Linked DNA regions of Homo sapiens: region 2 is linked to region 1. The links are chromatin loops, found by intact Hi-C in ENCODE. Cell type or tissue: dorsolateral prefrontal cortex. All regions are shown on one strand. Links, peaks and the distances in the headings refer to the core of each region. The heading gives the core; the rest is flanking DNA. Region 1 overlaps BCKDHB (branched chain keto acid dehydrogenase E1 subunit beta). Region 2 has its middle 350 kb from the start of BCKDHB.

The links. Hi-C counts contacts between places; a loop is a spot of excess contacts. Peaks named below come from ENCODE experiments on the same cell type or tissue, not always from the same donor. Only the 100,000 strongest peaks of a DNase experiment are listed, where the experiment ranks them.
Region 2: it touches region 1 in a loop (3-fold over the local background); 6 of 110 quality-filtered maps call a loop at or near these places.

What each region holds. Positions count from the first base shown.
Region 1 is chr6:80,202,620-80,207,021 of GRCh38, forward strand. It overlaps BCKDHB (branched chain keto acid dehydrogenase E1 subunit beta), which reads left to right. Exons shown (of 10, transcript NM_183050.4): 8 at 483-593. Among named protein-coding and RNA genes, the nearest start is that of BCKDHB, 98 kb to the left of the region's middle. In dorsolateral prefrontal cortex, for the core only: no CTCF peak of the experiment used is centred there; no DNase peak of the experiment used is centred there.
Region 2 is chr6:80,454,919-80,459,320 of GRCh38, forward strand. It overlaps a transcript of BCKDHB not described here. Among named protein-coding and RNA genes, the nearest start is that of BCKDHB, 350 kb to the left of the region's middle. In dorsolateral prefrontal cortex, for the core only: no CTCF peak of the experiment used is centred there; a DNase peak (open chromatin) is centred at 2,573.

The DNA of each region.
Region 1 (4,402 bases), core at 319-4,318:
AGTTTCTGCAATACACTGTCTCCTGGTTTTCTTTCTAGCTCTTTAACCGTTCTTTTTATCTCCTTTTTTTCTTTCCTTCCCTCCATTTTTCCCTCCCTCCCTCCCTCTCTTTCTTCCTTCCTCTCCTCTTGGTCCATTTTTTCCTTAAATGTTGGTGATTTTTACCCTTTACTTCTCCCTCTACATGCTTTCTACGTATTTGTATGACTTCATTTACCTTCTACATGCCATCTTTGTAATCAGTATCTGTGGTACTGACTTCTCTCTCTAAGCACCTCTTTCCATCTGTTTTCTAGACATCTATACTTGTTATTTTCGCAGAATATGGGCTTCAACATATTTAAAACAAATTTATAAATTCTCCATGCAGATCAGTTCCTGAGACTTTAAATACTGTCTCTAATAGTGACATCAGCATTCAACTAGTTTTTGAGGCTAGAACCTTTGTAGTCATTCTCTGCATATTTTTCTCTTTATTTCAGGTTCATGTGATCCGAGAGGTAGCTTCCATGGCAAAAGAAAAGCTTGGAGTGTCTTGTGAAGTCATTGATCTGAGGACTATAATACCTTGGGATGTGGACACAATTTGTAAGGTATGAATATAATGGTGATAGAATGTCATTTCCCTGAAACCTTTGGCCAAATATGTTGTATATTTGCAAATAATTCTTTTGAAATTGTGAGCTATGTGAGCATTTTCAATTGATTTAAAACTTTTAAATTTGCAGCATGAAAGAAAGTTGTATAAACAGCTTCATGCTCAAGGAAACAAATCACTATAGAATTTATTTTTCCTCCTGTAGTTTCCTTTGTTTAAAATATTACAAAATGGGGTCCTTTATGCAGTCACCTTGGGTTGAATTGTGTGAGTCATAGAGCATATCAAGGATGCCGAAGGCACCTGTGTTTTTGACTTCTTATTAGTTATGGTTCAGTAAGCTAGGTTTAATTTAGTCAGGTAAATTAAGTGATTTGGCTGAATTTTCATTTATCTTCTCTCCAAAAGTAATGGGGATGGATTTTTTAAAAACATAACTCTGTATATAGTCTTAATACTGTGGATTACAGTCTAAGGGTTATGTGGAGATTCTGGCTCCTCTAATTTACAGTTTCTATCTAAGTAGCCTCATGACCTTTGGCCTGATTACATTGGTCTTGTTTTTACTATTAAGATTTACATAGCCAGTTCCCTCTTAAGAATATAGTTTAGCTCTCATTTACCTCTTTATATCCAGTATCTTTCACACCAATGCCAAGATAATTTAAGAAGCATCTATTTTCATATTGATACAAAGAAGGTTAAGCACTCTGTTTGTAATAGTCTTATCAATTAAGTCTAGCTACATGTAAATTATATGTACCTAGTCTTAATAGATAAGTACAATAGATATATGTACGATTAATAGATAGATGTACAATTACATGTAAAATTGTAGGAAACAATGACATGTATTATTTTTTCTTGATATACTGCTATAGTATAGGGCATTTTATATTTACCACTTTTAAGAGCTTTGGCATTTTCATAGCTTTTACAGGCTCTTTCTTGGGTTAGTTACATGAAAATAACCTGCAGATACTACTGTAAAAGTATAGCCTAGGATGTTTTTAGGTGAAGAGTGTTTTATAATTTAGTAGAAGATGTAAGATTTGTTATAGTAAATGTTTGTGAAGACTCACTTGACACCATCTAAACACTTGACATGCTTACAAATGATCCCGAGCCATTCTATTTGTAGTTGCTGTAATTAAGAGCAATATTTCAGATTGAGTTATTCATAGCTTCATGAAAATAACGCTTTTTGCAGGCATTTTCAAATCAAGTCAGACACCGGGTTTTCTTTCAAATAGCCAGACGTTCCAAATTATAGTTAAACTAGAGTTGTCTTCTTGTTTGCAACATATATCCACCACTTATCCTGGGGTTTGTATTTTTAGTGTAGATGGTGCTTTTGTATGGGGATATGATGTTTTATGATGGCGCAGTGCGGAGGGCATTCACATATGGTCAGGGCAAGCACTTTTAGAACTTTATTTACGTATCTATCTATATATATATAAATAATACCTTAAACATTCAAAAAGCATTTGTAGCAGCTTATTGTAAAGCACAAGTATACTAATACTTCATTTTGGCAACCGTGGAAGCAAAGAGAGTAGAGTTAGGGGCAGAAAGAAGGGTGAAGTTGTTTATATTTACATCGATAGCAGTTTGCTTTTGCATCACTGTGTTAAATCTGTTGGTCGCATCTTTGTCTGATCCTAGAATGCAGATCCATTTTCCTTAGGGCTCTATCCTACTGGGAAAGATGAAAGAGGAGACAAGCGATCTCTACTGAATGAGAAAGTGATGCATCAGACCTCTGACTTATTAGCGTCATTATTTTGTTTTGTTTTGGGATGCTTTCATCCGGTTGTGACAGTGAAAGCCAGCTTCTTGATTGCTTTGGGTCTATTTGAGACTCTCTTCGTTGCTGATGATGGTACCTCTCCTGTTTTCTTTTGATGTATCAAAAGAGGTAAAATTTTGATACTTAGCTTTTTCCTGCTAGGATTTAGAGATGATTTTAAAGAAGAGGGCCCTATAACCAAATATTTATATGGAAAATGAGGGTTTTTTTTCCCCCAGAGTGAAGCTTTTTTAATTCATCTTGATGAATTCTATAGTAACCAAAATTTATATTATAATCTCTTTTAATTAGCTGTGTTTTATCAGTTGTTTTTGTCTTATGACTCATTAGATCGCTGAGTTTTATTCGTTGTGTGTCAACTAAACCCCAATATATATCTTTTGGAACGCCTGATCAAGAAAAGAAAGCATATTAAAGGCAAAAACGATTCGTTGAACACACATTATCATACTCTATACACTAAAATGCCTCTGGGACACTTGAGGAATTCATACTTCTTGCTTAATCCTTGATACATGGTTTGGAAGTTATAAACCAAAATAAATATTTGCTCGGGGATAGAGAAAGGAGCAGAGTCTTTGACTGTTGCTCAAGGGAGTTAAAAAATTAGAGACTTAAATGGTCCTAGAAACCACAGCTAGTTTTTCCACTCAATTCTGAACTTGATATTAAAAAGCTAAGCTGGAGACTTCTGAAAAGCACAGTAGAAAATTCTTGAGTTTTGAAGTGCTTAAGAGACAGAGACCTACCCTGTGCCATGGGTGTGTGTGTGTGTGTGTGTGTGTGTGTGTGTGTGTGTGTGTGTAGGTGGATTGGCTTAAGAGAATCAGCTGTGTGAGTTCAAAGCCCTGAAATGAGTGGCATGTTGACACCGATGACCTATAGCTGCTTTTTAGTTGGCTACACTTGCTATTTGGTCTCAACCAGGTGTGTAGAATCCAGGTATATAGAACTCATATTTTGTGGGGCTGTAGTGACAAAATTGAAATTTTGAGGGGATTTAAACACATACTTGACCTTTTATTTGCCAAATTCTAAAGGTGTGAATGGTGAAAGGTAAGTAGAAAATATCTGGAAAGTGAAGCTATCACTTGGTAATGAAGTGACAAAGACCCATCATACTCTCAATTGAAAGCCATGGAGAGTTAGGTCTTACAATTAGAGGCAAACCAGATGTAGACCAGGTCATCTCAAACCCACAATACAGCCTCTACCCCTTTGAATTTTTTATTGAATTATGTACTTTTACTCTATCTGCGCAGCAGAGCCAAGGAGTCAATCCTCTCATTATCTGGAACTTCTATAAACCAGCATTCAATAAAAAACTAAGTAGATGAAGAGACAGGAGTATTTGATCAATAACAAAGGGGAAAGAAACAATAAAAAGCAGAAGCACAGCTGATCCAGATATTGGAGTTAGCAGACAAGAACATCTTGATTGTTATGCTTAGGAACATAGAGAAAATAAGGAACAAAAGAGGTAAGAGGGTGGAGAATTACCCTAGAAAGTTTGTGTGTGTGTGTGTGTGTGTGTGTGTACATGTATGTATATGGATCAAGTAAACTTTGTGGAGCCATCAGAGAAATATATATCTGACAATAAGAACTCAATGAATAGGCTTATAACATATCGGACTCAGTAGATGATAGCAATAATGAACTGGAAGGCTAGTTAATAGAAAATGTCCAAATTGAAGCACAAGTCAGAAAAGAGGATAAAACACATTTGGGATCTGGTCAAAAGATCTGTCTTATATACAATTTGAATTCCAGAAAAAGAAGAGAGAGAAAATCTCTAACAGTATCTAAAAAAAAATTCTCATGAAGATTTCAGAACATCATTACACAAGCTTTGTTAACTTTTAAGATTATATTCAAAGAAAACCACACCTGTATGCACAATGGCATAACATCTTAAATTGCTGACTGTGCTAGCCTACAATTCTATATTCAGTGAAAATATCTTTTAAAAATTAAGATGAAATAAAAAT
Region 2 (4,402 bases), core at 242-4,241, 250 kb after region 1:
TCAACACACTATTCTGATTCTAATTATTCTTTAGAATTGAGCTTTGACCTCATGTTGTCTATGAATCCTGTCTAATCACTTCTGCTGGAAAATGTCTTGCCTCATATTTCCTATTTTACACAGAGACCATTCCGGCCTCCTCTCCCATTTATTTCCTGCATATAGAAGCATCCTGCGTTTAACATTGTGAATGTATCTCATGCTCCCATGAGTAATATCCTTAAAGACCAAGACATATGTGTGGGAAGTGAGAGAGGAAGTGTAGAGATGTAAAGATATTTTACATTCTTTTGTGTATTTAAGTTGTCAGCCTAGGTTACCACACCTACTGAAACATAAATAAAATCTCACATCTTCTGGGAAATTCAGGGCCTCCCTCCAAGATTTCTACAAATTCTGGAAGGTTTACAGTCTCCTTTTCATAGTTACCCTCATTACCATTTCCTGTTGGTCCTGAATCTCACACATGTCGCATCTCCTCAAGACTTTACCTTATCTCAGCTTTGAACCTACCTGACTTGAAAACTACTACTGTTCTTGGATTTTCCTGATAATATGGCTCATGTAAGGCATTCATAGTAGCAGACTATGCTGAAGTCTTGTAGGGCTTAGACTCCTTTATACCATGCAGTAAAAATAGCATACTAGATATTTCTTTTCTTCACTGTTATTTCAGTACCCGTCAACGGAGAAATTTCTCACTAGCTAACTCCACAAGACATGCACCTATGCAATGGGATATCCCCTACAGGACCGGATCCCTTCCCTCTCTGCATGTTTTCAATCCCACATAAATCTCCCCTTCTGCAATTCTTAAAATCCTTAATGTTTTAACAAACATTTAGCTATCTCTTATCACATTTCCAACCACATTTTAGGTGTCTTGTCTTTCACACCCCAAACAAAGTAGCAGGTCAAGAAGGCAAGCTAAAAAGAAGACCATTGACGTTGGAGAGCAGGCATGCTGAGTACTACCTCAGGGGCAGCTGGGACTCAGTAACCGTTCTTTTAAATAACAAACCTTCGCTGGGCGCGGTGGCTCATGCCTGTAATCCCAGCACTTTGGGAGGCTGAGGTGGGTGGATCAGGAGTTTGAGACCAGCCTAGCCAATATGGTGAAACCCCATCTCTACTAAAAATACAAAAATTAGTCTGGGGTGGTGATGGGCGCCTGTAGTCCCAGCTACTCGGGAGGCTGAGGTGGAAGAATCTCTTGAACCCTGGAGGCGGAGGTTGCAGTGAGCCGAGATTGCACCACTGCACTCCAGCCAGAGGAACAAGAGCGAAACTCCATCTCAAAAAAAGAAAGAAAGAAAAAAAACTACCGCCAACAAAAACCCTAAAACAACAACACATAGTGCTTTTCACAAAGTAGATATCGGATGTCCATACGTTGAATAAAAGAACAATTGCAACAACAAAATCCAAGGTACTTCCCTGCTCAGGTAAGAGGCTGTGGCTCTGACAAAGCTTTGGGGGTGTCTCTCACCTGCCCCATCATTCACACTTCCTTTCCTAGCTCCCAGATTTCTGTCTATTGTTGTTAGCTGGTTGCCACTTAATCCCCGGTAAAAGTTTATCTTACAAAGGTGTAAAGCATGTGTAGCACTCCTTTCCGCTTCTCCATCACTTACCAGAAAACAAAAAAGCCTTCAAGATTCAAAGTAAAGCAGCTAAGCATTTAAGTATGAAGATAATATTTAGCCTGAAGGTCCTGCCAGTTGTCCCTTAAATGCCACTTGCTAAGTGGCTCAATGTACTGTAAGACAGCATCACTTTGGGTACTTGTTGAAAGTGCAGAATCTTACTGGATCACAATCTATGAGGATTCTTACTGCATTCTTAATAAGCTCCTTGAGGGATTCTTATGCTCAAAAGCCTGAAAGCTATAGTGTAAATGCATTCTCATACATGTGTTTCAGAGAAAAAAAGGATTCTTCCCTTCTTAGGACTAGTACATCTTCCGTCTTGATCCTTCTGCCTTCTCATGGAGGAAAATATGAGTTCATTATGCTGTATTGACAGCCAAACACATTTCTGTTTTGTTTTCATGTTGGCCACAATAAACTGTTTTTTTAAATAATAAATCAATTAGACTTCTTCATCATAAACAGATTTCTGAACACAACCACTTATATTGTGAACTTATGTGACACACTCCTTTTTCCGATAAGTAGCTAGAGAGTAAACAAGAAGCATACAGATAAATTTGGTGGCATTTTAAATTACATAAGAAAATGAAATAGGAAGTAACCTCAGCTGGAATGTGACTTGCAACTAGAACTACTGAACATGGCATACCTGGTGTGAGCTTGGCACACGTGAGTAGGACTTTCAATGGTCAGCCACCTCTGCTGCCTTTCAGACTTATGCTTTCTTTAGAGGCAAGTCCCTGGACCCTTGAAGTATGGGAATTTAATGCTGACACCAGCAGAAAAATGCCACCCTTCTAGTCCCCTGCAGCTATTGCTTGACTTTCTTGGATTGCAGCAGAACTCACCTCCTCTGCAAATCCTGACCCTGCTGAGTGTGTGAGCTCTGGCAGTGTGTCCAGGCTAAATTGGCACACACTCCCTCCTGTCTGTTTGGGTGAGTCACTGAGTGTTCAGAGCACATTTTCCCTTCATTGGCTGCCAGCTATAGCTATTGGCTCACTCATTCTCTTTGGAACAGCTCAGCACTCTTGTGCTAATGCAATTGCTTGAACTGATGTACAATTGTGTAGAGTCCTGCAGGAAAGCATAAAACTGCTGAAGGCTGAGACCTGTCTCATCTACCGGGAAGTCAGACAAAGATGCTTACCTTGGTTTACTTGTTGCTAACATACTCATCCTATTTGTGGCCCTCTTATGGCTTCCTAGTGTATAGAAACCTCACAAATTGCAAAGACTCAAAAGTGCCAGTGGCCAGGAAATCAAAGACAAATGTTTCCCCTTTCGTCTGCGTCTTAAGATGAGAAACAAAGGGTTTGTATATCTGGAAATATGGGCAATTTTTCTCCTTTTTCTGCTATTCTCAGCACTTGTGTATTTTGGAGTGCATTAGCTGAAGCTTGTATATAGACATAGATTTCACGTAAGTTAACTGTCTTCCTATATAAGCTACTACCTTCATTAAAAGCAGGGAACTATTCTCTTTTGTGTCTATCACAGAACCCAGTTATAGGTTGAGTTCAATGAAGCCTTAGAAAGGCTTGTTGAAAAACTGAATGGGGCAAACTCTTGTAGAAAAGCCAGGAGTGTTGAAGGAAGGACTATTTTGCCAGTCATCTTAATTTTTTCTGCACAATTTCTGCAGATCAAAGGAAGGCTTCACTTATTCTTGGAGAGAAGAAATGCATAATAAATCAGTCTGCAGTAACCTAATTTCACCTCCTGGGTCAAACAAATAGCCAGAATCAAGTTTTAAAGAAAAAGTGTTTGTGGGAATCTGGGCACATGACAGAGGCTGGGCATTTTATGTGAATTTGTCCACGTGTATGAATGTCTTAATTTTTCCAGTTATTGTTTAGTGGATGGAAGAAGCAGCAGGAGCTCTGTGAAGGCAGACAGTGTGTATGGTGGTTTAGATCTTGGACTCTGAAGTCAGAGATTCGAAACGGATTCCTGTCTAGGCCACATACAAACTCAGTGAATACGTGTGACACCACTTAACCTCTTTAAGCCTCAGGTGCTTCATGTATCAAGCATGTGTAATAGAAATCCCTCATGGAGTTGTGGTTAGAGTTAAATGAGATAATTAATGTCAAGTGCTTAGCCAGGTAACTATAGTAATCAATAAATGATAGTTATTATTACTAATAGTGTTTGATTACATGTGGACATTGAGGGATGGGGTGACTGAGACTTATATTCATATATTAATTTGTTTCTAATGTTGACCTGAATTTCTATGTAGTTCACTGTGAGAAAAAAAGTAAAAAAATCACCTAACTGTCATGAACAAAACTAAGCTAAATATCAGTGTCACTAATCATCAGGAAAATGCAAATTATAATTATAATGAGATATTAGTCACACTTGTCAGGATGACTATTATTTTAAAAAACCCACAAAATATAATAAGTGCTGTTGAGGATGTGGAGAAATTGGAACCGTTGTGCAATGTTGATGGGAATGCAAAGTGGTGCAGCCACTATAGAAAACAGTATGGAGGATTCTCAAAAAATAAAAAATAGAACTACCATAGGATCCAGTGATCTCACTTCTGGGTATTTATCCAAAAGAATTGAAATTAGTATTTCAAAGAGATATTAGCACTCCTGTGTTCACTGCAGCACCATTCACAGTAGCCAAGATGTGGAAACTATCCAAAAGTCCATTGACAAATGAGTAGATAAAGAAAATGTGGTATATACACATAATATAATACCATTCAGCCTTTAACAAGAAGGAAATTCTTT